Linked DNA regions of Homo sapiens: all the other regions are linked to region 1. Evidence: chromatin loops called from intact Hi-C (ENCODE). Cell type or tissue: heart right ventricle. All regions are shown on one strand. Links, peaks and the distances in the headings refer to the core of each region. The heading gives the core; the rest is flanking DNA. Region 1 overlaps SNX29 (sorting nexin 29). Region 2 overlaps SNX29 (sorting nexin 29). Region 3 overlaps SNX29 (sorting nexin 29). Region 4 overlaps SNX29 (sorting nexin 29). Region 5 overlaps SNX29 (sorting nexin 29).

What was found. Hi-C counts contacts between places; a loop is a spot of excess contacts. Peaks named below come from ENCODE experiments on the same cell type or tissue, not always from the same donor. Only the 100,000 strongest peaks of a DNase experiment are listed, where the experiment ranks them.
Region 2: it touches region 1 in a loop (2.7-fold over the local background); 26 of 110 quality-filtered maps call a loop at or near these places.
Region 3: a loop joins it to region 1, with 4 times the contacts of the local background. A loop is called at or near these places in 27 of 110 quality-filtered maps.
Region 4: a loop joins it to region 1, with 2.1 times the contacts of the local background. A loop is called at or near these places in 6 of 110 quality-filtered maps.
Region 5: a loop joins it to region 1, with 2.6 times the contacts of the local background. A loop is called at or near these places in 32 of 110 quality-filtered maps.

The regions. Positions count from the first base shown.
Region 1 is chr16:12,093,266-12,099,049 of GRCh38, reverse strand. All of the region lies in intron 11 of SNX29 (sorting nexin 29), which reads right to left. Among named protein-coding and RNA genes, the nearest start is that of SNX29, 120 kb to the right of the region's middle. RefSeq lists enhancers at 1,204-1,498, 1,427-2,360. In heart right ventricle, for the core only: CTCF peaks have their summits at 3,478 and 3,681 (motif pointing left); DNase peaks (open chromatin) are centred at 1,213, 3,099 and 3,659; H3K4me3 peaks cover 616 bases; H3K27ac peaks cover 1,955 bases.
Region 2 is chr16:12,241,844-12,247,627 of GRCh38, reverse strand. All of the region lies in intron 14 of SNX29 (sorting nexin 29), which reads right to left. Among named protein-coding and RNA genes, the nearest start is that of SNX29-AS2, 130 kb to the left of the region's middle. In heart right ventricle, for the core only: no CTCF peak of the experiment used is centred there; no DNase peak of the experiment used is centred there.
Region 3 is chr16:12,338,415-12,344,198 of GRCh38, reverse strand. The region is part of intron 15 of SNX29 (sorting nexin 29); the gene reads right to left. Among named protein-coding and RNA genes, the nearest start is that of SNX29-AS2, 31 kb to the left of the region's middle. RefSeq lists an enhancer at 1,678-2,877. In heart right ventricle, for the core only: CTCF peaks have their summits at 2,557 (motif pointing right) and 3,600 (motif pointing left); no DNase peak of the experiment used is centred there.
Region 4 is chr16:12,139,923-12,145,706 of GRCh38, reverse strand. The region is part of intron 13 of SNX29 (sorting nexin 29); the gene reads right to left. Among named protein-coding and RNA genes, the nearest start is that of SNX29, 170 kb to the right of the region's middle. RefSeq lists enhancers at 2,438-2,938, 2,681-2,975. In heart right ventricle, for the core only: no CTCF peak of the experiment used is centred there; a DNase peak (open chromatin) is centred at 3,356; H3K27ac peaks cover 2,609 bases.
Region 5 is chr16:12,255,819-12,261,602 of GRCh38, reverse strand. All of the region lies in intron 14 of SNX29 (sorting nexin 29), which reads right to left. Among named protein-coding and RNA genes, the nearest start is that of SNX29-AS2, 110 kb to the left of the region's middle. RefSeq lists an enhancer at 1-250. In heart right ventricle, for the core only: a CTCF peak has its summit at 3,346 (motif pointing right); no DNase peak of the experiment used is centred there.

The sequences.
Region 1 (5,784 bases), core at 669-5,668:
CAGTTCTCTGACCTCCCATTTTCACATGAAGTAGGTCCCCACTCCCCAGTTCCCACCCTCACTCTTTCTGTCCCGTACTCTCTGCTCCCACAATGCAGGGAGTGACCTGGCCCACTTGGGCCAGACAGGAGGCGCTCTTCCTCAGCTCAGCTCCTGTGGGTTCTCTCAGAGCCCACCCACCTGTTCACCTCCCCACAAGGTGTGCTCAGGAACTGCCCTGAGGGGGGTCTCTACCTCTGACTGTTAGACTCAGGGACGAGGTTTTGTAAGCCCACCTTCCCACAGGTTCAAAGCTCTGTTTTCCAACCAGCTTTACTGATGACAAAGCTAGCCTCTTGATCTTCACGTGTCTGTCTGTCTGGAGGAGGTGACGCCTAAGCTGTGTCTTACAGGATGAATAAGCACGACCCAGGCAAAAGAGGAGGAGAGGGGAGGGTGTCCCGGCAGACGGAAGAGCATGAAACTGAATCGGGCGCGCATGAAACTGAATCGTCTGCGCACATGAAACCGACGGTGTGTACAGACACCTGGAAGCAGCTGGGTGCTGCTGAAATGCAATGTAACGTCCCATCAAAGGGCACGCGGTGGCCACTGCAAGTGGGAGCTCCAGTATGCCCAACCCCCTATTCAACTGGGCAGCGACGTTCTTCCAGAAGGTGAACTCCAATGGTTAGAGTCCTGGACGGGGAGCAAGGTGGCTGATGTGGGAGTGGAAGAGAAATCCTTTACGGTATCCCATACGTACCTTTTGAGTTTTGTTCCATGTAAATATATACTTATGCAAAACAAAAATTTAAATACAAATTTTTAACATTAATATTTAAGGTCTAGGGCAGGAGGGAGAAGAGGAGGAGGAAAAGGAGTTGAAGGAGGGGGCAGGGGAAGGGTTAGAACTGCTGGGCTGCAACCAAAACGTAAGCACCCCGGCCACGTACTGAGCGTCCTCTGGGCCCAGCGTGTGCGGGCACTGCACATGGCAAGTGCTATTCACCTCCTTTTGGAAATAAGGAAACGGACAAAGTAAATGGCAAAGCCAGGACGTGAGCCCTTCATGTGGGACTGCAGGAGCCTGGGGTGCTCTCCTCCAGGGCGGTGCAGCTCCCCCAACTTTAATGAAGCAGCCCAGTCAGGCTACTCCTTCCCAATAAACTCACACCCAGCTGCCTCCCCACCACCCCCGCCTTCCAACTTTACAAACTGAGCTGTCCCAGCTCAAACAAAGCTGACATTTCAAACAAGTCTGACCGCGTCTCATCCCCTGAGCGAGAGGCCCATTTTGGATTGGCTCTGAATTGCATCAAACGGTTACATAAGCTGCTGCCTGGCCCAGCTGAGATAGCCGGCTAGAAACCTCCAGACCAAAAGTTGATCCTAGCTTAGAGTTCAGGGACAGCCCTTCCTGAAAGTCTGTAAACAAATTAAGAGTCTGAGCTGTTAGGGAGGTCAGGAGGAATGCAGCAGACCTCAAATAAAATGAACAAATGCTAAAAAAGACCAAAAAAAAAAATCATGTGTGGCCCAAACCAAGAGCACAGAAATGATACTGAGACCTTGTGTACTCACTGCAGCCTGGATCATTAACCACAGACAAGTGAGAGCCTGGTGAGGCAGGGAACAACCAGCCAGATGCGGGAAGTCGGCCTGAAATACAGCCCCTTCAAAATGCCCTCTGGCTTGGTGCAGGGTCTCCAGGTGAAGCTAAAACATATTCTTCCCGGAGTAAGAGCCTAGCTGTGCAACCCAGCTCCACCGGCCACTGGCTGTGTGATGCTGGCTAGGTTTATCTACCGCTAAGCACTCCCGTCTCCTCTGTGAAATGGGGATCACCGCAAGCTCTCACAGGATCGCAGACATGCGTGAGTTAACGGGTGACAAGGACAGACTCAGTACTCGGCAGCACCATCACCAATGCTTCCTCAAGGGCTTCATAATGGCGACAACAGCTCCTCAAGCCCATCCCGACATCCTGCAGTGCTTAGTGACGGAACCAGAGGTGCAGCCTGGAAGATCACTGTCAGCCCCCTTTGCACACTGCAGGGAGGTTCCCTTCTGGCCCAGCATCCCCATCTGTGCAAGACCTCCTGACCTCCCCTGCACCGAGCCCTTAACCTTTCCCTCCTGTGACCCTCTGGACCTCAGCCACCCTATCCTTGCTACATTCATCCTGCTGTCATCGGTTCCTCCTTCCCCTCCTGGGAGCAAGGAATCCAGGGTCTATATGAGTGACCAGCATCCAGCACTGGTCTTTTTCCAGGTAAGGAGTTGGGAGCTGTACTGCATAACCTAAAACTTCCATTAGGAATTTCCCACTTCACGGGGAACTCGTTCCCATGGGTGGATCGAGTGGCGGTTGTTCAGTGCCACAGATAACAAAGAGTACATCACTCCCACATGACCCCATTGCCTCCCGTTTTGCCCCATCCAATCATTCATCATTTCTTTATTACCATAAAACTCCACTAGAATGCTCTGTGGGCAGGGCCCATGTGAGAAGAGCTAACATCTCCTGAGTGCTGAGCGCAATGTCAAAGCACTCTCTGTGTATGAACTCATTTAGTCCTCACAACAGCCCATGGTGCTGGCACTCTTAAATCTGCATTATAATGATGGGGAAATTTTAACATGTGACACAGAGCTTGTGCATGGCCAAGCTGGATCCCCACCTCTGGCTCCTCAGCACCTAGAACTGCGCCCAGCACATGAGAGATGTTTGGTAAATGTTTGGTGAATGAATAAACAGATGATAAAGAAGTGAGGCATGTCTAAATGCCATCTGGAACCTTCCAATTACTAAGACACTAAGACAGTCACTGAAGGGCTAATACACAAAATTCAGTGGGAAGTTTCCCCTTTAAAGAAAGATGCCCAGCGTGAGGGATCTGTGTTGGCCACGTCACCTAGGTTCACTTCTCGGCAGTTAAGGGGCAGGGGGCTCAGACTGCAGCCGATTTAACGGCCACTGCCCCACCATCTCATCCTAAAATTTTATCATGAAGCCCTTAGCCAAGCAAGCAGCTGGCTGCGGGGCCTCGCATCTCTCTCTGATGTTACTACAGCACTCCTCAACTTCATTTCTGGAGCTGCCGAATGTTTGGAATTGTGTTGCTAGGCGATGAGCCAGAACGCCTCACTAGCGTTGAGAATCTCTTCCAATAATAGCCAAGAGGAAAAAAAAGGACCCCCTCAACACAGCCTATTGACAAGTAAGGATGTTTTTCTTGCCCTCTCTGCCCTGGCTCACAATCAAAAGCTCTAACAAATTAAAAGGAAACAAATGGGCCGGATGGTCTGGGCTCACCTGACTCTATCACCTTCACTCCCCAGCCCCAAAAAAAGGGGCAAGAAGGCAACAATCGGGATTCAAAAGCTGAATACCCACAGCTAATCAATTATATCTCATGAAAAGCAATGACACAGGGGAAATGTTTTCTGATGAGCTGCAAATTCCCTTTTAGAACAGGACCACAAAGTGACTGGCAATGCATGACTGTGCTATACTGATGGTGAACAGAAAGCTGCATGCATGCTTGATGTTTTTCAACTAGAAAAGACCACTGCTCTCAACACCACCACCACTCGCGACCTCACCACTGAAAGGGGTACCGCGCTGGACATGAAAAATTCAGATAACCACCACCCGCAGCTGCGGAAGGAAAGCGGCAGAGAAAAGACTAGGGCGCCCCCTGGTGGCTCCAATGTGGCTCTTCCTGAAATTGGCAGGAATAAAGCCTGAGCCGCTTTCTTGCAACCTCCAGCTCCCAAATAACCATATATTCAAACGAAATTAACTCAAGAGTAGAAACTTTGTTGTTAAAAAGGAGGTGAAGGGAGACAAGGCTGTTGTAAACACCAACAAATATCAACTGAATGAATTTTGATTAAGATCTAGTAAAGTAGTACCAGTGAGCTGGTTTCCGCAGCAGTGACGGTACTTCCGCAGCTACGGAGTCAGGATCACTTAGTCTGGTGCATTCCACAGGTCTGTATCATTATGCATCTACTGCCTTCCTAAATCATCATCTTCATTGCAGGAGTGATGGCACGAAAAAGCTCCCAAACATACACACACACATGCATGCGCACACACACAAACAAATGCTCCCTGGGATCTATCATTTTCTTTAGGCTCATTTTTTCCTAAGTTTCATTCCTTGACCTATGCAGGAGGCGAGAGGTTTTAAAAAAAAAGCCTAAGACAAAATACGGTTCCTGGAAAACGGCCCTGCTGCTTCCTTCTGTCTTGGGGTTTCTCAAGTACTGTCGTTTGGGACTAGATAATGCTGTGTTGGGAGGAGCTGTCCTGTTGGGAGGACCTGTCCTGTCCACCACAGGACGTTCAGCAGCATCCCTGGGCTCTACTTAGCAGATGCCGGAAGGACCCTCATCCCAGGTGTGACAACCATATATGTCCCAGACATGGCTAAATGTCCCCTGGGGGTTGCAATCACCCCCAGCTAAGAACCACCATCCTGCGTGATCACTTCCAATTTTCAGGCCTCATAGAAAGAGTAGCCTGGTTTATGTCCTCTTAACCAGAGGGAGGATTGAGGGGTAGATACCAGCTAAAGGGAACTTCAGGGCCTCTGCAGGAGGGATGGTTTCAGTAAGATGGAAAATCAGGTCAACCTATTTGCAGTTCAACAATAAGGCCCAGATGTTGTTTTCAGGAAGATTCGTCAGCAACGTACCCTTTGAGGGTGTTGTTAATGATCACACCTACCAGTTATTCAGTCTTTAAGATGCCAGATACTCTCTTGGATTTTTTTTCCAATTTTTCTTATCAAGGTATAATTTACATAGCATATAACACCCTTCGATAGCTCAGGTGGTAATTTACATAGTGTATCTTCTGAGTATCTTCCATCTGTTAGTTCATTTAATCCTCACAACTGTGTCAGAGGGGTACTATGATAGCCCCATTTTATAGACGAGAACGCTGAGGCACAGTTAGCTTAAATAACTTGCCCAGGTTCCCACTGCTAATACATGTAGGGATGTGCGTAAGAACACAGCCAGTGTAGCTGGTTTAACATCAGCAAGCAGAACAGTAAAAACAAAAATAATGATACCACGATTGCCAGTGTTGCCCCAGACACTATGTGCAATTACCACCTGCTAACTACCTGAAGTGTTTCGTGTTTCTTACTTTTTTCTAAAGCCTGGAACACTCTGAAGGAGAGTCGTGAAAGCAAAGGAACTTCTCCCCAGGAAAATCCACGTATGTGCACAAACACACAAGCACGATTTTGCACACAATTGCAAGAGGTATCTGAAATCTCTAAAACTATCTATGAGCCTCCAATGAGGTTCCCAGATACAACAGACACTTCATATAACTCCCAGGAATCCACCAAGGGGATAATATTACCACCATTTCAAGGACTGGGAAAACGAGTTCAGAGAAATTAAAGCATTTGCCCGGGGTCACATAGATCTTTCTCTTTAAGACACGGTCTCACTCTGTCACCCAGGCTGTGGTGCGATCAAGGCTCACAGTAGCCTACAACTCCTGGGTTCAAGAGATCCTCCTGCCTCAACCTTCCGAGTAGCTGGGATTACAGGCACGTGCCACCATGTCTGGCTTTTCTGTCTTCTTCTTTTGTAAAGAGAGGGGGTCTCACTATGTTGCCCAGGCTGGTTTTGAACTCCTGGCCTCAAGCAATCCTCCTGCCTTGTCCTCCCAAAGTGTTGGGATTACAGCCAGGAACCACTGCACGTAGCCACACAGCTCTTGAACAGCAGTGCTGTGGTCTGCCTGACCCATGTTCTTTCCATCCCAACACA
Region 2 (5,784 bases), core at 480-5,479, 150 kb before region 1:
GCCCTGCTGAGCACTTGGTAAATGGAACATGGACCTGATGGCTCTCCAGGAAGAAACTCTGTGCCCATGTCAATCACAGGTGCCCAGTTCCTTTCTCGTGACAAGTCACTGCTCACTGCAGTCACTCACTCATTTACATCATCTGGAAGAGGAGCTGCTGTAAGTCGGAAGGTATTTATTTTTACCCATAGAATGATTTTGAGGGAAAAACAGGAGGAGATAGACTGTGCGGGCCATAAGAAAATTAAGTAAAGGAAGAAAGGCTACAGGAGGAATATATCCTGATAATAGAGTTTTGTCGAAAAATGCAAGCCATGGACTCCTGGTCTTGTCCACTTTATCTCCCATACCCTTTGAACTTATTTTAATTCCCATCATCTCCACCTGAAGAGCCAGCCTCCATCCCTTGCTAAGATGACTGCTATAACGGCCAAATGGTCACCCCATACCGGCCTCTGCCTTCCTGAATTCTCTCCCCGTCGTATAGGGAAGGTGATCAATTTAAAATGCAGGGCTGATACCACCAGCCCTCAGTTTAGGACTCTTCAAAGGTTTTCTATCTTTCTTAGGATAAAGATCAAACCTTTCCAGGGACCTACAAGGCCCTGCTCCCCTCACTCTCTGAGTTCTAGCAACACAGGCCTCTTCTCAACCTCCTGACACCCTGTTTCCCCTTGTGCCTCTGGCCTTCCCCATATCCAAGGCAAGGAGACAAACCTGCCGAGGGGAGGGGACACCTTCCTCTCCCACAGACCTGAGTTCCAACATGTCTTCCACAAAAAGCCATGCCAGATCCATCCCCAACATCCAGACCTAAGCAGACCCTATGCAGCTGTTACTATTGCCAGTGACTGCTGTGGGCCCGGGTCATTGTTCTAAGAATACCACCAATTGGCCCTTCTGTGCTGGTCACATATAAAGCCTGACCTTTGACTCAGGGAGTCAACCATGAAAGATCAGGGTTAACACTGGGTTTTTTTGTTGTTATTTCTTTTTTATGGAGATGGAGTCTCGCTCTGTCACCCAGTGGCACGATCTCGGCTCACTACAACTTCGCCTCCCAGGTCCAAGCAATTCTCCTGCCTCAGCCTCCTGAGTAGCTGGGATTACAGGAGTGTGCCACTACACCCAGCTAATTTTAGTATTTTTAAGAGAGATGGGGTTTCACCACATTGGCCAGGCTGGTCTCAAACTCCTGACCTGAAGTGATCTGCCTGCCCCAGCCTCCCAAAGTGCTGGGATTACAAGCGTGAGCCACCATGCCTGGCCAATGTTTCTTTTTTTTTCATGCAGACATTGAGGGCATTAGCACTGTTTTTAATCCAGAGACTAGTCCCAACTGTGACCCACCCAGAAAGGAGGAGAAAATTATGAGCTGTCTGCCTGCAGCGCTGCCTGTCAGCTGCACCCTCTTGCTTCCTGAGACCTTATTTCCATGTTAATATACATCAGCCTCAATTACAGACTCCAACGGAAGGATAACAAAGTTGACATAGGTTGACACCCTCTTGGTCATCACCTGTGCTTTATGTGGGAAGTAATAACAGAGATAGAAACACAGCAGCTGCTGTTTATGGAGTGCTTCCCACACACCAGGTAGGATGTTAACCTTTTGTTGACTTATCCACTCTGTTCAAAAACCTACTCATTAAGCATTGTTAATATCCCTATTTCACAGAAGATGATTCTGGGGCTTAAGCAAGTTACTCTCCCACAGTCAAATGACTGATAGGTCCAAACACGTAACCTGCAGCCCCAGTGCCTTCCTAACAACCCAGTTCCTGCAGCAGAAACTCTGTGTCTCAAGCACTTCATCTCTCCCTACCCTCACCATCAACCACAAAGCTGCCTGCCCCAGAGCTGCCAACACAAGTGTGTTTCCAGCCAAGGAAACAGATGCCACTCCTGCAGGAAAAATCCTTGTTTCAGAATTCACTGACCAAGGCCTGTGACTAGTTCTATAAACCAGGAGGAGGAGTGGTAGCAAGGGAGGCTAAATCACAACGACGGGTTTTTGTTTGGTCAAAAAGGAAAAAATAAATAAATAAACTACAATCACTCTAATTTTAAAGATGTTTAACAGACTTCTGCCCCATAAATATAACTAGAAGAAGTCAGCATCTCCTACATTACAAAAAAAAAAATCTAGGCAGTTGTCACTATAATTCAAAACCCAAGCAGATGACATGAATTCAAACATGTCATCTTTGACATGTTTGTCAAAAATGAAAGTAGCAGTCACAGTTACTGAGCGCTTTACATAACCTGTCACCGCATGTTAAATATATGGATCATGTACGTAACACCTCAACAAACTTGTGAGGGAGCTTCTCATTACCCCATTTAACAGATGAAAATACTGAGACTGGGGGATGTTAAATAACTCAGCTGAGGTCACACAGCTCATAGGGAGCAATGCCAGGATTCCGCTGTAAGAACGACCAATTTCAGAGCATATGCTCTCAACCACTACTTAAGGAATCCAACAACAAAAATCTTCCCATTGTTCAATTTAAATATACCATTTAGGAGTAATTTTTGTTAGGGGGGCGGGGAATCAATGTTTTCTATCACTGTAAGAAAACTATGCCCTTTCAGACTTATTTTTAAAGCGATGCTACCACCACTTAGGTGGCTCCTACCTGACGCTTCATCAAACAAATATTATAATTAGATCTGCTAATAAATTGCCAAAACAAATCTGAAAGGAGAAACATGACTGTTCTTTTGAGAACACAAAACTGTCATTTCAAATTAAGTAGCAGTAACAAATGGTGAGAAATGTGACTCTGCCAGCAACGCACATCTGTGTTTGAGCATTAACCAGGGATCTTCTTCTTAAGCATCCACACCACTCCCTCCAGCTTAAAGATGCTGAAGTGTTTCTCAAACAGTGGCAAACCATCCTTCATTTAGATACCAGGGCTCTGATCAGTACTGAAAAGATAATTTTGCTTCCAGGAAGCACACAAGAAACCCTCCATTCTGCATAGGTGATTTGGATGATTTTTTTTTTTTCTTTGAGATGGAGTCTCTGTCACCTAGGCTGGAGTGCAATGGCATGATCTCGGCTCACTGCAACCGCTGCCTCCCAGGTTTCAAGCAATTCTCCTGCCACAGCCTCCAGAGCAGCTGGGATTACAGGCATGCACCACCATGCCCAGCTAATTTTTGTATTTTTGGTAGAGACAGTGTTTCTCCATGTTGGCCAGGCTGGTCTCAAACTCCTGACTGCAAGTGATCTTCCCATCTCAGCTTCCCAAAGTGCTGGGATTACAGATGTGAACCATCGTGCCTGGCTTGTATGATTTTATCAAGGAAAAAACAGTCCTTTCTTCCACTCTCAGAATTCTAGACTCCACTTTGGCACCCTAAGGCAGGGGTCTCCAACCCCCAAGGCCACAGACCTGTAATGGTTGTGGCCTGTTAGGAACCAGGCCACACAGCAGGAGTTGAGTGGCGGGTGAGTGAGCATCACCGCCTGAGCTCCACCTCCTGTCAGATCAGAGGTGGCATTAGAATCTCAGAGGTGCATGAACCGTATTGTGAGCTGCGCACCCATGGGATCTAGGCTGAGCACTCCTTGTGAAAATCTAATGCCTGATGATCTGAGGTGGAACAGTTTTATCTTGAAACCACCACCCCCACCACCAGTAGAGTAATTTTATTGGTGAGAACCTAACCTCTACCAGAGCCACAAAGGACTCCATGACATTTGACAATGGTTCCAGACATGCTGAATGGACTTATGCAAAGATACAAAGTTTTAACAGTTATTACCCTACTTAATCCGCATGAGTCTCTGATGCAGGTGCACCAGGAGGTGCTTCTGTCTGAGCAGAGAAGCCACCTGGTGCTCTGAGAGGGTGAATGAGCCCACCAGGCCCCCATGAGGGTAGAACCAGGCCTGCAATCCAGCCTCTGATGTCTTCTAAATGGATGGACCTGAAGCCCAATCATACAACTATTCAACCCAATTACATGCCCCAAAATGTCTGGGCCAAAATAGGGTATCAGACTGGTCCATGAAAAAATTGTCTTCCATGAAACAGGTCCCTGTTGCCCAAAAGGTTGGAGGCTGCTGTCCTAACAGATCAAGAATAACCAGCAGGATCTAGTAAAAGTTAGCTAACAATCTCACACGGTACTGAGTCCCTGAGCCTAATGTGTTCTTATTAAACTATTAATAAATTCATCATAGAGACATCAAATACTTACCAACTGCAGGAGACATCAGGTGTGTAAGAGAGGAATGGCAGGGCAGCAGAACAAAAGTGGCACAGGTTCAGAGATCAGCGAGGGCCAGACAGGAAACCTGTCCAGGCTAGGGGGTCAGACTTTGGTCACCTGGAGCACATGAAGCCTAACCCAGTATCTGGCATACGCCCTAGAGTGGCATCAAATGCACATTTAGCTTATTCACTGTCAACTACATGCACGAATCGGTGTGTGCCCAAGAGATGCCAGGCCTGCACTGAAAGATACAGAAAGAGCGAGAAGACAAATAGTGTCTCTGCTGTGTGCCACCCACAGTTCCATTATTCCAGCCCACAGGCCAGGACACGTGAAAGACGGACATGTGAACTGCCACTCCCCAGGAGCCTCCACAGCCAGGGGCCTCTCCAAAGATGAGGCTCCTGCTGAACTGAGAGATGCGGTAGGGTTTTGGGGGTGGGGAATGGTTGGGTATGGTGGCCCACACCTGCAATCCTAGCACTTTGGGAGGCTGAGGTGGAAGCACTGCTTGAGTCCAGCCTGGGCTATGTGGCAAAACCCTGTCACTACCAAAAATACAAAAAAAAACCCAGCAAGGCGTGGTGGTGGGCACCTGCAGTCCCAGCTACTCAGGGTGGGGCTGAGGTGGGAGGATTGCTGGAGCCTGGTAGGTTGAGGCTGCAGTGAGCTGTGATTGCGTCATTGTACTCCAGCCTGGGTGACACAGTAAGACCCTGCCTCAAAAAAAAAAAGAGAAGAGAAGACAAGAAGAAAAGAAGAAGAGAAGAAGAGAGGAAGAAGAGAAGAAGAAGAGAAGAAGAAGAGAAGAAGAAAAGAAGAAGAAAAGAGCCGGCCAAATCAGACACAGCTGAACCCCTGGGAGGGATGCTCTTCTCTAGGAAACTTAGCCGACTAATTCTCCGACCACTCACAGACAGAGATGGCCACTTTCCAGATAAAAGACAAGTGGACTATGAACATCAAGACTCACAGGATTCAAGATGAGGATTGAATGTAACTCCTCTTCTTAAAAAAAAAAAAAAAATATATATATATATATTATTATATATAATTAGATTCTCCTATGAGAATCTAATGCCACTATAAATAAATAAATAAATAAATAAAATCAGGGCACTGGTAGCTTCCTTCTCCTCCCAAGAAGTCAAACAAGTTGGGTTCAAGGCTGTAGTCCACCGCTCACAAGCAATTATTATTAACATTTACTGTATATCAGAAACCTAAACCCCCATACACCCAACTTCTGGGAAAGAGCACCCATTTTTGGCTGGGGAAGCCAATTCTCCCCAGCTCTCACATTCCACTGACTTTACCCCAGGCCTGACTCCAACCCAGCTTCAGGAGTGGCATGTGACTTGGGCCTGGCCACTCAGAGCTGGGCAACCTCCTTGGCCAGCTATGGGTTCTTAGATGAGCATGCTGGAGTCGGCGCAACCCCAGGAACCTGAGCACAGCCTCCTGGCACAGAGGCAGGAGCCCCCTTTCCACACTGAACATGAACTAGAAAGTTCTGGAACTGCTGCAATCATCCTCTAGCCATAAGGAGAG
Region 3 (5,784 bases), core at 598-5,597, 250 kb before region 1:
TTTATAAAGAAAAAGAGGTTTAATGGACTCACAAGTTCCACATGACTGGGGAGGCCTCCCAATCTGGCAGAAGGCGAAAGGCATGTCTTATATGGCGGCAGACAAGAGAGTGAATGAGAGCCAAGAGAAAGAGGAAACCTCTCATAAAACCATCAGATCTCATGAGACTCACTACCACAAGAACAGGAGAGGGGAACAACCTCTGTGATTCAATTATCTCACACTGGGTCCCTCCCACAACATGTGGGAATTATGGGAGCTACAATTCAAGATGAGATTTAGGTGGGGACACAGCTAAACCACAGAAGAGGTCAAATGCACCTCCCTGCACAGGCCTGGAAGCACTAATTCATTTACTTATTCAGTCATTCATTCACGTTTCTTCATTCATTCAACAAACATTTATTGAGCAACGGTGTGCCAGGCACTGATCTGAGCTCTGGGCATCAGTGTGACAAGGACCCTGCCCCTGCCCCTGCCCCTGCCCTCACAGAGCTCCCTATCTCGTGGGGATCTAGGTGGTCAACGGTTCTCAGACAAAGTGGCCAGTGGCACAGCAGGAAGACTACGGTCCCTGGGAACAGGAAGGGGAGGCAGCTACCCGTCCTAGGGCTTGTGATACTAAGCTGAGGCCAAAGGCAGGAAGAGGTCAGCTGGCAGGAGGCATGAGAACAGGTTCACACCCAAGCCCCATCATTCATCTGCTCCCATTTCCTCGGCTATAAAGTGGGGCTCCATCGTATCGAGCAGGATTTTAAACATGGTTAAGATGTGACTTCAGAGCAGCCAGCCTGGCACAGGGCCTGGGGCAGCTTCTCTTTATCTCCGAGAATAGGTTGCTGGACACAGAAGTTATTTAGTACCGTGAAGCTAACACTAGCACACCAAGTCAGAAGTTTTCTGGAAAACATTTCACCCTGAAGTGCTGCTTTTCCATTCATTCTGCAAGGTGCTGGAAAGCACAGGCTTTCACATAAAGATGTGAATTCTGAAATTATGTGGCTCTTTGTCGTGTTCTCATGTCTTGAGAAATCAGTGGAGGCTGGTGTGCGTTTTTAATCATATTCCCTTCGAAGTAGCACACAGAGACCTCCTGAATATTTCAACCACGGGCTCAATAAATTATGTCCAAGTTTCAAGAGAAAGACAGTAAATGAAAGAACATTAAATTTTATGAGCATCAAAATGTTGTTTTCCTTTGAGAGTCTCTTTCTCACACCCAACAGCACTCCCGTAAAGCTGCCAAGAGCCTCCTTCAGGTAAAGGCTGGCTTGCTCCTCCCAGGAAGGGGTATGCAGCCATTCATTTGTGCCAAGCAGTAATTCATGAACACCAGCACCTGGACAGAGGGAAGACTGTGCTCAAATGTGAGCGAGCACTGTGGGGTACTGGTCTGGGGGATGAACTTGGAGCTGGACGGCCAGGATTCTGTCCCAGTCTGCCAGTAACTTGCTGGGTGACCTTGGGTAAATCATTCAACCTCTCTGGACCTCAGTTTCTGCATCTGAAAAATGGTGGCCATAGGAGCTCTTACATGATAGCGTTGTTATGAGGACTAAATGAGCCAATATACAACTCAAGCTTCGTAAAAGACACAAGATTCTGATTCTTACAGCTTTGATTGACACACAGAACTGGGCACATCCCTACAACTTCCTTAAGCCCCACAGACATTACAATGGAAAGACGAGATGGTATAGTTTAAAACAACAACATGGAATTTAAGGGCTTGAATCTGGGACCACACTTCACTGGCTGTGTCCCATGAACGGGGCAGCCATTGTTTCTACACAGCTCTGAACACCCCTAAGCCTCATGGTTTCATCAGCAACATGGAGACTGTAATCTCTTCTCTCCATGGGACACTGAAGATATGACCGAGATCTTGTATGTTAAAATGCCAAGCATACACTCTTGCCCTCAGGAGGCATGCAGCAGACATCTGTGACTTTTCTTCCCTTGCAGAGGGCAACAGGCAATAAAACTTTTTCTCTGGGTGACTCATATCCCCATGATATACGCAGTGAAGGTAAGTGCAAAAGTATCACAATGCTTCCCTGCCTAGGCCACCCCCAACAGAGTGGCTCATCAAATGTGATCTTCTTCTGTTTTCTATTCAACAGTCAGCATTACAAGACCACATCTACCTCCCAGAATCTGGGAGAGGTAAAAGAGTTCACGTTCTCAGCAGCATCTATGAAGCTGGGGTCTCAAGCCTAAATTTCTTTACTTCCTGGCACGAAGCACTGTGCTGGAAATGACCTGGCAGCTACGGAGTCACTAGCCCACAGCTGCTCTAATCCCTACAATGGGAATGTCATGAAGACAACAAGTGGGTCCTTGTGGCAGAGATACTGGTGCTCACCATGCACCCTACCTGCTCCCCAAGCTTCCCAGCCCCCTCTGCACAACAGGGCACAAGCTTCTGACTTAGGGCCAACGAGTTCCAGGTGGAAGTGACAAATGTTTCTTCTGAGTCATAGCATAGGACTGCTGGCGTGTGACCCTGCACCATCCCTTCCCTGTAACACTAAGTGAGAAAGCCATGGTGTGGCCACAAGATGGGAGCCTCTGTCCACCTAGATTTCTGAGTCATTATGTGGAGCAGAACAGTCCCACTGTTGCCCTTGGGCAACCCATGTTGGACACATACGAACAGGAAATAAGCTTTTATTTTGTTAAAGACCGAGATTGAGGATCATTTGTTACTGTGGCAGAACCAATCCTATTCTGACATGTGTCAACTTGACAACCCTGTATCTTCCTAGCTCTCTCACAATGGGCCTGAAAGTCTGAGGAAAGGCACAGAGGCCAAAGACATTTGTTAAAGGCAGCTTTGCAACAGCCACAGGAAGTAGGTATCATGATATCCTTTTACCCAAGAAGAAACTGGTCTCAGACACATTAAATCATTTGTTCAAGGTCATACAAATCACAAGTGGTGAAGTCAGAATTTGAACCCAGGTCTATCCATCACAAGACTTGTATTCTGTCTGCTATATGGGCCCAGGCAGTACTTTCTAATGAGTTTGTCTGTGAAAGCCCCAAATACAATTCAAATCTCTCCTTGGGCTCCAATAATAATAGTAACCATAGGTTGGATGCGTTCCACAGGCCAGACACTCTTCTTGGTCCTTTATCAATATTCCTTCACTGTAATCATCACGTCTCTTCAAGGCATTATGCCCATTCTACAGGTAAGGAAATAGGGGCTTAGAAGAGACTGTAGGATGAGTTCTCATAACCTCATGGTGAAGTAAATAGAGGAAAGATGCCAGTGGTGACAGACAAAGGATAGGGGCCCCTTTAGTGGATGGAAGGCAAAGACTCCACGTAAAAGGCTATAAAGCGGGACACTGAGGAACACTCTCCACTGGAGGATCTCAGACCTTCAAGAACCCACAAAGATGCTTCAATGCCCAAGATACCACATGCTCCGGGTGACCTAATCAGACTCTTAGAGATGTTTGCTGCCGGGGTTGTGAAAGAGAGACAGGGGAGATCGTCCCTTCTGGTCCCTCCCGACTGTTCTCGCAGTTCTAGCCTCTTGTCTACCTGGCCACCAGGTGCAAGTTACTGATAATAACCTCACACTGCCCCCAAGTGGTCACTCTGCTCCAGATGACTCACAGACCAACGTTTCCAGAACTCCAAACACAAATCTGTTCAATGCAAAACCATGCTCTTCCCATTCTGTCTCCCACATCCATCCATCCTTACTATTACATGCCAAGCACTGTCTAGACACTGGGGATACAACAGGGAACAAACAGATAAAAGCTCCTTCCTCCTCTGAGCTTACATCCTAGAGCTCAAGGTTAGGAATGCTTACTGACTGAGGAACATTGTCTTTATGCCCCGTTACAGAGAATAGGACTTCAAACAAAAGGTTGGGCTTCAATAGAAATTCTCCTTCCTTTGCAGAGACCAGATTCTGCATCTGAGAAATTAACCAGGATTTCTACAGCTGCATTCCATTCTAGTTAGTTTCTCCAGGGAAGGAGAAGAAGGGGAGGAGGATGGAGAAGATGACGATGATGAAAACAAAGATGAAAAAGAAAACAATTTTTGGCTAAGAAACTAAACCTGATCATTATGTCTTGGATTTAAATCTAAAAAGTGATCGTCTCCAATTCCTCATTTGATGCTAAAAGACCCTTTTTCAGTGACCCTCATGGTGAACATCTCTCTTTTTCTCTCTGCCCAAGATGAATTCCCCTCTTTTTTGGCTAATGGAATCCTGCTTTTTCTTAAGAAACCACCTCTCTTCCTAGTGATCTGGGGAAGCTGACCAAACGCCCCCACTGACTGTTGGCCACGTGCCCTGGCCCTGCCAATGAGTGTATTTCATCCTTTAGCCACAGTGACTGGTTCAGGGATGGCAGAAGACTCAAGTCAGGCCAATAAGAGTCAATTCCAAGAATCTTGTTAGAGCTACTGGGAGAGAAACCCTCTCTTCATGACAAGAATTGCTAAGCTCATAGGACATAAGCTTGGAGCTGCTAGGATCCATCACATATAGAGAAAGCCTTCCTAAGAATGAAGACCACAAAAAAGAAAGCAGAGAGCAACAGCAGGAAGAGAACATCCACATTTGCTCATCTGACCTCTGGATGCAACCCTGCCAAAGGTTACACCAATCCTTGGATGTCCAGTTTTCATCACTCAAAAAGCTTCATTTCTTGTTAAGCCCAGTTTGAGTTTTCTGTCATTTGGATTAGAGTCCTGACTCACAGAGCCACCAAGTAACTGCCCAGTTTCTGCTTCAACACCTCCACTCACAAGAAACTCACTACCCATAATCTTTTTTTTTTTTTTTTTTTTTTTTGAGACAGAATCTCACTCTGTCGCCCAGGCTGGAGTGCAATGGCACGATCTCAGGTTACCACAACCTCTGCCTCCCAGGTTCAAGAGATTCTTCTGCCTCAGCCACACAAGTAGCTGGGATTACAGGCATGCGCCACCACGCCTGGCTAATTGTTTTTATATTTTTAGTAGAGACGGGGTTTCACCATGTTGGCCAGGCTGGTCTTGAACTCCTGACCTCAGGTGATCCACCTGCCTCAGCCTCCCAAAATGCTGGAATTACAGGTGTGAGCCACCATGCCCGGCTGCCACTTATTATGAAACAGTCATGATGGCGCAGGTCTCTTTCCACTGAATTCAAAGTTGTCTGTGTGTAGTCCTAGGACAGCCCATGACGGCCACAGGTGGAACAAGTTTAACCTCTCCCTCCATGTGACACTCCTAATCTGGGGGACTCTAAGCTGCAGGGCAGCATCATGAATCCTCCATCTGGAAACACTGTTATGATTTTGGGCCATATGTTGTTAAACATGTTTCTTTCAACCTCTTTCAATCAATAAATATTCCACAAGCGCCTCCCACATGGAAGGTGGGTCTGGGGGTGGGGATGGGGTAGGGGTCTGCAGGGAGAGATTCCATAGAGTCTCATCTCCCAGGCCCCTGCCACCCAGGAAGGCAACAGGTCAAGGATGATGTCCCTTATCAAGCTAGCCATTTCTGATTTGCCTATGGGGATATAGTATGGGCTGTGTGTTCTGGGAGACCTGGTGTGAATGCTGCTGTGTGACCTCACACAAATTACACAGCCTTTCTGAGACTCAGTTTTCTCATCTACAAGTGGAAACTTTAATGATACAGATTTCCTGAAGCTGTGAGGAGAACGTGACACCCCTTGTGGGAACCTGTGCACAACGCCTGATGCACGGTGAGAACCTAAGAGGGGATGAGCTTCCTTGTTCCCGGGAATACCTCCCGGGG
Region 4 (5,784 bases), core at 468-5,467, 47 kb before region 1:
AAAGTAGACCCTCAATTTATAGATTCAGAATGACCTGAATTATATAAAATACATATATGCATAAAAATAAACTGGAATAAAATGCCCCATAAATAATAAATTCATTGATGGTAATTGTGTTCAGGTGATTTTCCTCTTTAAACTTTTCTGGTATTCCCGGACTTAAGAATTCTAACTTGCAAATTACTTTCATATGCAGGGGGGAAAAATACCCTAACTTAAGGGAAAAACCTTAAGGATTCGAACGTACACATTACATTTATGAACAGGGAAAAAAAATCTTGTATTTAAACATAATTTGAAATCTACATAGCAACAGAATAAAATAAACAGAATGTAAATTGCATGTACACAACAAACAGTGGTGTAACTATGTAAAAATATACTTAAGTGGACTAAGAATGGAAATAATTATCACGCTACAGTCATGGGATTTGGGACTCTTTTCCCCATTTTGAGTTGTTATGCTGCTTTCACAATTTAAAGGTAATTTTTTTTTTTTTTTAAGTATGAAAACAAGAGTTCCCTCAAGAAATCTCAGGTATGGCAGAATTCCATGGTAGAATCCCACTTGTGTATATCTTAATCTGAAACCATTCAGCTTTACATTGGGTGAGCAAACCAAGTTGCAGAACAGTGGGCGCACGTTGAAAGCTCAGAGGCAGATCCTTAAAAACCCACAAAGAGGCCGGGCGCAGCGGCTCACGCCTGTAATCCCAGCACTTTGGGAGGCCGAGGCGGGCGGATCACGAGGTCAGGAGATAGAGACCATCCTGGCTAACCCGGTGAAACCCCGTCTCTACTAAAAATACAAAAACTTTGCCGGGTGTGGTGGCAGGCGCCTGTAGTCCCAGCTACTGGGGAGGCTGAGGCAGGAGAATGGTGTGAATCCGGGAGGAGGAGCTTCCAGCGAGCAGAGATCGCGCCATTGCAGTCCAGCCTGGGTAACACAGCGAGACTCCGTCTCAAAAAAATAAATACCCACAAAGCAAGCCGTCTCAGTCTGTTTTGTGCTGCTATAACCGAATACCTGAGGCTGGGTAATTTATAATGAACAGAAATTTCTTTTCTCACAGTTCTGGAAGCTGGGAAGTCCACGATCAAGGGGCTGGCGTCTGGCGAGGACCTTTGCTGCGTCATCATAGGTCAGAAGGCAGTAACGGAAAAAGGAGCCCAGCTAGCCCTTTTATAACAGCATGAATCGCACCTCCCCTCCATGGGGGGTGGAGCGCTCATGGTCTAATCACCTCTCAGGTGGTACCACCTTTTTATACTGTTGCTTGGTAATTAAGTTTCAACATGAGTTTTAGAGGGACAACCTTCTAACCATAGCACAAACCTACATGTTGTTTATGGTTTACTTAAAAATAAAATCTAAAACAAAAATGACAAATGTTAGTAGTGCTAATTGTTGCAGTGGGTCATACTATTCTTTATATTTTTCAAACCAGCCAAGCAACAAAAAATTAGCTCCCAACTTGGTTCTGAGCTAAAAATCAGCCTTTCTAAGGTTTTCAATGAGCTTATCCGTTCAGATCATTGCTGGCATCCTCTCTTAAGTCCTTGCTACTTAAAATGTGTGGTCTAGGAACCAGCAGCATCAGTGTCACCTGGGAGCTTATTAGAACTCCAGGATAGCAGGCCCCACTCCAGACCTGCTCAATGAGAATTTAATCTCTAACCTGAGCCCCGGGTGTTTCGTGGGTACATTAAGGTTTGAGAAACTCTGCTCTAAGCCACCAGTTGTCAACCTTGACTGCACACTGGAATTACCTGAGAGTCTGGGCCTCAGCTCCAGAGATTCTGATTTAATTGGTCTGGAGGGCAGCCTGGACATAACCATTTTAAAAGCTCCCCAGGTGACTATGATGTTCAGCAAAGTTTAAGCAACATATTTCGCTCTTCAACCCAGAGAATTCTTTATTAGGAAGCTAGTTACATCTGAGCAACAGCAGGCTAGATTAACTGCAGAGAATGACTTTTTGCAGGCTTGAAATGGAGGCATAATTTACTTCCATGAAACCAACAGTAATCACCATGGCTGTCTGTTACTCAGTACTTACGCAGGGTATTCAATGTGCTTAACCCTTGACATGCAATCTCTCTTCATCCTCTCTCTAAGGGAGGGTCTGTTACCACCGTGGTTTTCTAGATAGGGAGCCTGAGAGGTAAAATGGCCATCTCAGATCCCACATCTAGGAGCGGTGGAAGCCCTTGCATGACACTAAGGACGAGCACCGCCTTAAATTAAGCAGCGTAGGTGCCTCACTTGTCTCACCCTTGCCCTAACCCTGAGAAGCAGGACTCAAGTCCACACCTGCCCCATACGACACTTCCTGCTCAGAGTAGCCCCACGAAAATGGAACTCCTGGAGCTGTCAGACTGAAGGTTAAAATCTTTGCTTGTGGCCGGCCAGGCGCAGTGGCTCATGCCTGTAATCCCAGCACTTTGGGAGGCCGAGGTGGACGGATCACCTGAGGTCGGGAGTTCGAGACCAGCCTGACCAACATGGAGAAACCCACCTCTACTAAAAATATAAAAATTAGCCGGGCATGGTGGCGCATGCCTGTAATCCCAGGTACTCAGGAGGCTGAGGCAGGAGAATCGCTTGCACCCAGGAGGCAGAGGTTGCAATGAGCTGAGATCGCACCACTGGACTCCAGCCTGGGCAACAAGAGCGAAACTCTGCCTCAAAAAAAAAAAAAATTTTCTTTGCTTGCATATCCTTCCCTTCAATTTCTAGCACCCACAGGACAGAATCAGCTGTATTGTGTTTCTCTCTGATTGACTAAGCTTCACACGGAACAGTAAATGTTTGAAGAGTGAATCAACAAATAAACAATATCGGCCAGAAGCGGTGGCTCAGGTCTGTAATCCCAGCACTTTGGGAGGCCGAGGCAGTGGTCACCTGAGGTCAGGAGTTTGAGATCAGCCTGGTCAACATGAAACCCCGTCTCTACTAAAAATACAAAAAAATTAGCCAGGCGTGGTGGCAGGCGCCTGTAATCCCAGCTACTTGGGAGGCTGAGCAGGAGAATCGCTTGAACCCGGGAGGCAGAGGTTGCAGTGATCTGAGATCGCCCCACTGCACTCCAGCCTGGGCAACAAGAACAAAACTCCGTCTCAAAAACAAACAAACAAACAAACAATATCAATCGTTCATCTTGACTGAATTTCATCAGTAGCATCAAACTGCAGGAAAACAGCTCCTCCTAAGCCATATTCCCTCTTGACTGACATGTGTATCTTGTACTCACCCCCAGCCCCCAACACCAGCCCCACCCACCCCATGCACTCAACGCTCCTTGGCTGCTCTGGGGTACATCATGAGACCAGCCAGCTGCTGACAAGCATGTGCTTAACAATGGCGAAGGGCACAACTCACTCAGCTCAGGAGACTCAGCCAAGGGAAAAAGCCAGCGACCTTGGGGAAGCAAGCTTCATGCCCAAGGAGAGGCGAGAGGTGGGAGAGCCAGAGTGGGTCACATATGCAGCAGGTGCTCAACAGTGGGTTCAGTGTGGACTGGATCCAGTCTCTAGACAAGGACTCAAAAAGATCGGGGCAACTGAAAGGGACCTTGCACACAAAATTCCAATACATTTGTAAATGGTCTTGAAAAAGAGAACACTTGGGAAAGAGCTAAAGCAGAGATTCTCACTGGGGGCCGTGGGGACAGTCTGGGTCATCACGAGGATGATGAGTGCTATTGTTGGAGGTGTTTGAACCATAACAGCTCCATCTGGAATAGGAGCTGGTTAAAATGAGGCTGAGACCCACTGAGCTGCATTCCCAGGAAGTGAAGCATTCCTAGTCACAGGATGAGATGGGAGGTCAGGAGGACTGGTGTCATTAGATACAGGTCACAAAGACCATGACGATAAAACAGGATGCTGTAAGGAAGCCAGCCAAAACCCAGCAAAACCAAGATGGTGATAAAAGTGACCTCTGGTCGTCCTCACTGCTCATTATGTGCTAATTAGAATGCATAAGCATGCTAAGGACATTCCCACCAGCACCATGACAGTTTACAAATGCCACGGCAATGTCCGTAAGTTATCCTACATGGTCTAAAAGTGGGAGGAACCGTCACTTCCAGGAAATCCTGCCCCGAGCCTGGAAAACTCATGAATAATCTGCCTTTTGTTTAGCATATAATCAAGAAATAACCATAAGTACTCTAAGTCAGTTGGTCCATGCCGCTGCTCTGTCTGCGGAGTAGCCCTTCTTTTGCTTCTTTACTTTCTCTAATAAACTTGCCTTCACTTTAAGCACTTGCCCTGAATTCTTTCTTGCACAAGATCCAACAACCCTCTCTTGGGATCTGAATCAAGACCCCTTTCCATTAGCACTACCAGCATTTACAGCATAGAGCCGAGGATACTAACTGTCCTGAAAGGCCAAGGCAGTACCACACAACCAAGATCAGCCTACTTCCTGCAACACTTCAATCGTCCTGTGGCCATTCATGTAGGCGGAAACCTTACTCATAATCTGAGCCTAGAAAGGAATGCCTTTCATATATACTGACTATGCCAGGTTTACTTTACGGTTCACCCACTCTCTGCTCTTTTTCTGGACTCCTTCTAAAGAATGACTTCTGATCTTCTTAACTTCTTAAAATCAAAACTCATCCATGAGAAGGAGGTGCAAGCACTTAGCGTCAGCATGTTTTCTAGCACAGTTGCGCCAGACCAATATGTACTGAAATCTATTTTGTATTATAAATTCCTTTCATTTCTCTTTCATATTAGAGTGTTATACTGATTTTTTAAATTACTTGTATAAGTAGGTTATATTCGCTATAAATTTCATTTCAGAAGGGGGCATTACCAAATATTTTTATTTAAAACAGATATTGAGTCTTCTAAGATCAAGTCCAAATATGCCAAAGTAGCTGGACCAGCGGTTTGCTAATAATGTCAGATTATATCAGACCGAAATATCTAGCCAAGGAAAAGCACAATGGAGAACACAGCACAGAGACCTTCGGGCTACCGCTTAGAATGGCTGAGCCCAGATTTCACCCACCAAGACAGGGTGCGCAAGACAGCTGGCACAAGAGTGACAGCACGGTAGTGTCACTCTGGAAAATGGACAGAATCCAAGCGTCACAAGCCCTCTGTGGAAGCAACCCACTGTCAGGGACATCTGCAGGCTGCACCTCACCGCATGCACCCCCAATCTGATGGGAGGAACATCCTGGTTTTCCTTTTAAGCAAACTCTCCTCCATCCTTGTTCCTGCTCCACGGAGTTCAGGTGAGGGAAAGCCAGCCACCCCCAGCTCCAGGGGGAATGGGACCCAGGCTTGGGCAGGAAAAGTAACACAGCTGGCCCGGGAAATGAGAGAGTGAATCCCAAGACTTCTCCAGAGCTACTGGAAAAAAGTCTTCTCCTCCCACTGGCATTGTTAAACTGATGGGATTTAGGCTGGGGCCCCTGGGGGCCCTCTTGTCACCACAAGAGAAGAGTTACCTAAGAATGAAGCCAAGACCGAGGGAAAGAGAGAGGAGACATGGAAAGTCATGGGGACTGCATGATATGCGTGATACCCCCTGAGAGCTTTGATCCAGCCCAGCAAAAAGCTAGCTCTTCTCCTGTAGGTTTAAGTTTCATGAGCGAATCAACTGCTCTTTTTCTTAGGCAGTTTAGGGTGGGTTTCTGTCACCTACTACTGACTCTAAGTGGTAAGATTCCTTTTCCTTTTTTTTTTTTTTTTTTTTTTTTGAGACAGGGTATCTCTCTGTCTCCCAGGCTGGAGTACAGTGGTACAATCTCAGCTCAC
Region 5 (5,784 bases), core at 370-5,369, 160 kb before region 1:
AAACACTCACTCCAGCCAGGGATGCACACACAGACCGAAGCTCAGAGCAAACACTTACTCCAGCCGGGGACACGTGCACAGACCCGAGCTCAGCAAACACTCACTCCAGCCGGGGGCGCGCACACAGACCCGAGCTCAGCCAACACTCACTCCAGCGGGGGACACGTGCACAGACCGGAGCTCAGAGCAAACACTTACTCCAGCCGGGGACACGTGCACAGACCCGAGCTCAGCAAACACTCACTCCAGCCAGGGACGCACGCACAGACCGGAGCTCAGAGCAAACACTTACTCCAGCCGGGGACGCGCGCACAGACCCGAGCTCAGCAAACACTCACTTCACCCGGGGGTGCGCACACAGACCCGAGCTCAGCAAACACTCACTCCAGCCAGGGACGCACGCACAGACCGGAGCTCAGCAAACACTCACTCCAGCCGGGGACACGTGCACAGACTGGAGCTCAGGAACCACTCACTCCAGCCGGGGACTCATGCACAGATCCCACCTCAGCAAACACTCACTCCAGCCAGGGACTCATGCGCAGACCCCAGCTCAGCACACACTCACTCCAGCCGGGGACACGTGCACAGACCCGAGCTCAACAAACACTCACTCCAGCCGGGGGCGCGCACACAGACCCGAGCTCAGCAAATACTCACTCCAGCCGGGGGCGCGTGCACTGACCTGAGCTCAACAAACACTCACTCCAGCTGGGGACGCATGCACAGACCCAAGCTCAGAGCAAACATTCACTCCAGCCGGGCACACGCACACAGATCTGAGCTCAGCAAACACTCCCTCCAGCCGGGGGCGCATGCACAGACTGGAGCTCAGCGAACACTCACTCCAGCTGGGGGCGTGTGAACTGACCTGAGCTCAACACTCACTCACTCCAGCCGGGGACGCGTGCACAGACCCAAGCTCATAGCAAACATCCACTCCAGCCGGGGACCTGGCTAAGAAAGCCCTGGAGAGCAAGCAGACGGAGAAGGTGGAACGCACTCCAAGAGACCAGGAGGACATGGATGCCCCCACCCCACATGAGAGAAAAGAGAAGCTCAGAAGGCAAAGACAAATCATCTGCAAGGGGCTGGGCTTTGTGGAGAGACTTCTAGACAACAACAGATAACATGGGCCAGCGCCTCAAGCCGCATGGGAAGGAAGCCCAAAGCCAAGAATACAAAGTCCTCAAGGAGCACCAGGCGCACAACAGATGAAGGATGAGAAGGAAGACGGTAACAGGGAGGTTAAAAGAACAACAAAAATCTCACACAATTCATGTTGGAAATCCAGAATGTATCCCTGCTCCAGGAACCTACAAGGAAAACAATGTCAAGGCTGGAACAAGGACGCCTGTAGCACCAGCAGAAGAGGACTCATCATCCCTGAAACCCAAGGTCAAGGCAAAGTCTCATGTTTCAAGGGGATAAAAAAGATAGGTTTAAAAAAGAAATCACGTTGAAAGCTCACTTCCCTTATGAATTCTGAAGAATGCCATAGGGTCAGGTCACAATGGAGAGAAAAAAGGGGTCACAGAGAAGTGCCTGTGAAGCCTCAATGTGGCAGCTGTCTCCTGCAGGAACAGAAGAGAAGACTGGAGGAACGTGGCCGCGCATCAGCAGGAGCAAAGACCTGAGCGGCTGCATTCATGGGGCAGAGGCAGAGGCAGCGGGGGATTAGGGGGTGGCAGGGCACTTTGGATGTGGCGGTGATCTGAGCAGAGAGGTCCATTATATCAGCAGGGCTCAAAGGGGGACCCTGAACCACGCTCATCAAAGTCACATGGGGAGGGCTGGGAGGGAAGGGGAAACTTGTTACAATGCAGATTCGTGGGTCTCGGTTCCCAGAAACGAATTCCGTGGATCGGAGACGAGGGCCAGGAATCTGCATTTTAATAACTATCCAGGGTGATTTTGATGTACCTTACAGTTTGAAGACTAGCATTAGGTGATGAGAAAATGTCCCAAAGGTAAGAAAAACTAGAAAATAGGAAGACAATCATATTCAAGGGCTCTCATCCATAAAGCCACACGTGACCCTGGGCTGGCTTCAATCCGCTCCTCAGTCCTCTGCGCCACAGCTCTCATAAAAGCTGCGGGGAGCCAGGTGGGGGCTGCGGGCTGGAGGAGGCAGAGAAACATCCCAGCATCCCCCTCACCCAGCAGAACTAGGGCTTGCTCAGGCTGGAGGCAGGGGCAGAGAGGAGGAGGACACCTTCTTAGCCAGTGGCTACACCAAGCCAGCACAGCCAATGCTGCCTCCTCTCAAAGACGGGGTAGAACGAGCAGCCAGGTGGCCCAGCTGTAATCACGCTGTATTTTAAACGATTCCCATGTACACCTGGAAGCGGAGTGCATTTTTTTTCCCCACGTTGAGAAGGAGACCTTGACAAATCGGAACGATATAATAAATGACAAACCAGAGGCTATTTCAAAAGCCCACGGAGATGATGTACAGCCTAGACAACTTCCCGGAAAATCTTAATTATGTCTAGGAAGCCAAAGCAAGGAAGCTCTGGGGAAGCAGAGGGCAGGAGAGAGAGGAGGGGGAATCTGGGGAGGGAGGCGTGGCACTCCTGCCAGAGGGCTGAATCCAGCTCTCTGTCTGCTGATGGAACAACTCTTGTCTACGGAGGATCTCTTTGTACCAGGCTATCATAGTGAGAGAGAATGACACAAGACACAAGTCCTCCTCCGACAGAGACTCAGGGAAATTTCCCAAGGGAGGCTGGAAGTCCTCCTTGGTGTCTCATTATATATTAGATAAAAAATAACAACGCTCTCCACACTGGGCACCTTTAACAGAGGAGACGTCTGATTCAGGAACTACCTCACAAACCCTTACAAGTTCCACGTTTCCTCTGAGCTACTAAGATGGAAAGGCAGCGAAGTACCATTCACTCTCCAAGAAGGCTCTGGAATTCTGATGCCACCACTGCATTTGCTGCCCCAGTATATACATTGTGAGCGACTGCCATGGGTCAGGGCCCTGGGACCTGTGGGGAGTGGAACATGAGAGACAGTTCTGCTGAGCACTTACATCTGGCTTGCAGCAAATGAGCAGATAAGTAAGGAGAATTTCCGGGAGTAACAATTTCTATGCAAAACATACACTGGAGAGGGTGCCTCAGGAGAGCTCCTGCAGACATGGAGGCTGGGCCTCTGTGGGGAGACCTCAACCACACAGAGAACTGACTGACTCGAAGCTCCATCATGGGGCTATCACGGGGGGAATGTTCTGGCAAAGGGAATGGCAAGTGCGATGACATGGGAACGCGGGACTTCTTCCGGGAACAGAAAGGCCACTGTGACTGAAAGAAGGTACACACAGAGACGAGGTGACAGGTCAGAGCAGGACGGCAGGTGGCGGCAGATGACACGGGGCTGGAGGCTGCAGGGGAAACTTCATATCTTATTCTCAGGATGAGGCAAAGCTGTTGGAGGCCTTTCATCAGGGGAGCTGGGAGCTGTGACCTGTTTGCTGATTGCTAAACCACTCTGGCTGCTGTGTGAAGAGCAGACTGCACAGGAGCCAGGATGGAAAGCAGGTGACCAGCTCAGAGCTACAATAGCATCCCAGGCAAAGAGACTCTGGGGGCCTGACCCAGGCGATAGCAGTGAGGACAGTCACAAATGGCCATTCATCTCCAGGGTATATTTTGGAACTGGCAGGACTGGCTATAGATTGTAAATCAGAGACAAAGTCTGCGGAAAAACACAGGATGACTCCCAGATTTCTGGTTTGAGCAACCAAGAGGTGGCATTTATGAGTGGGTGCTGGGTGCGGTGGCTCACATCTGTAATCCTAGCACTTTGGGAGGCTGAGGTGGGAGGACTACTTGAGATCAGGAGTTCGAGACCAGCCTAGGCAATGCAGAGAAACCCTGATGCTACAAAAAAAAAAAAAAAAAATTTTAAATAAGCCGGGCATGGTGGTGCGTGCCTGTAGTTCCAACTTCCCAACTACTCAGGAGGCTGAGGCAGGAGGATCGCTTGATCCCAAGAGTTAAAGGCTTCAGTGAGCTATAGATGTGCCATTGCACTCCAGGCTGGATGGCAGAGCAAGACCCTGTCTCTCTTAAAGAGAGAGAGAGAGAGAGATGCTAGTGGTAGGCAGAATGGCCCCCAAAGATGCCCATGCCCCAAAGATGCTGTGAATATGTTGCTGCACATAGCAAGAGACTTTGCAGATATAATTAGAGTTACAGACCTTGAGATAGGAGAGTATACTGGATTACCTGTGTGAGCCCAATCTAATGACGTGAGCCCTTAAAAGCAGAGAATGCCCTCCAGTCGAAAGCAGAAGAGAGGGATGGCAGAAGACAACCACAGAGGAGAAGCAGGAGAACAGGAAGTCGGATTCCAAGAATGAAAAGGACTCAACATGCCATTGCTTGTTCTGGGTTCTGGGGGCCTCCAGAGCTCAGGGCAGCCCCCAGCTGAGAGCCAACCAGAAGCGGGAACCTTAGTCATTCAGCTACTCGGAACTGGATTCTGTCAACAACGGAATGAGCAAGGAAAGGAATTCTCCCCTAGAGTCTATGGAAACAAATACAACCCTGCCACCACCTCATTCAGCCCATTGAAATCCACGGCTTCTGACCTCCAAATCTGTAAGATAATTTGTTATCAGCCATTTGTTGCCACACCAAAAGAAAACTAATACAGTGGGGAAGACGGTGGAGAAATTGAAGTTTTGGTGGGAAAAGCAGATGTTCTGCTTTAGCTATCATAAGTCCAAGTGGAGGAGGCCAGTAGACCAATGGTTGTGAGCATGTGGAACTAAGCAGAGCCATCAGTGGCCATTCCTGCCTCTTTCACCGTGATTCCCAGTAAAATGGAAATCCCACGTACCCAGGAACTCTGTCTTGTTCCCCATTTTAAGTCAGATAGTAGCCTGGTACCTGGCACATAGCAGGCACTTCATAAACAACTGCTGAATGCTGATTGTCTCTCTTCAAAAAAAATTCTCAGGAGGCCGGGCGCAGTGGCTCACACCTGTAATCCCAACACTTTGGGGGCCGAAGCAGGCGGATCACTTGAGGTCAGGAGTTCAAGACCAGCCTGGCCTACATGGTGAAACCTCGTCTCTGCTACAAATACAAAAACTAGCCGGGCATGATGGTACACGCCTGTAATTCCAGCTATTCAGGAAGCTGAGGCAGGAGAATCGCCTGAACCAGGGAGGCAGAGGTTGCAGTGAGCCAAGATCTGCATGACAGAATGAGACTCCACCTCCAAAAAACAAAAATTCTCAGGAAACCATCAACAGAGTGAAGAGACAACTTACCAAATGGAAGAAACTGTTTGCAAAATAGGTCTGATAAGGGGTTAATATCCAAAATATACAAGGAACTCAAACAACTCAATAGCAGGAAAATATAACCTGATTAAAAAATGGACACAGGATGCAAATAGACATTTCTCAAGGAAGACATCCAAACGGCCAACAGGTGTATGACCAGCTGCTCAACATTACCAATCATCGGAGAAATGCAAATCAAAACCACAATGAGATAGCACCTCACACCTGTTAAGATGGCTGTTATAAAATAGAAGAAAGATAAATGTTGGTGAGGACTGGGAAAAGGGAACCCTTGTACACTGTGGGTAGGAACGTAAATTAGTACAGCCGTTATGGAAAACAGCATGGAGGGTCCTCAAAAAACTAAAAATAGAGCTGCCATATGATCCAGCAATCCCACTACTGCATATTTATCCAAAGGAAATGAAACCAGTATGTCGAAGAGTTATTTATCTGCACTCTCATGTTTATTGCAGCAC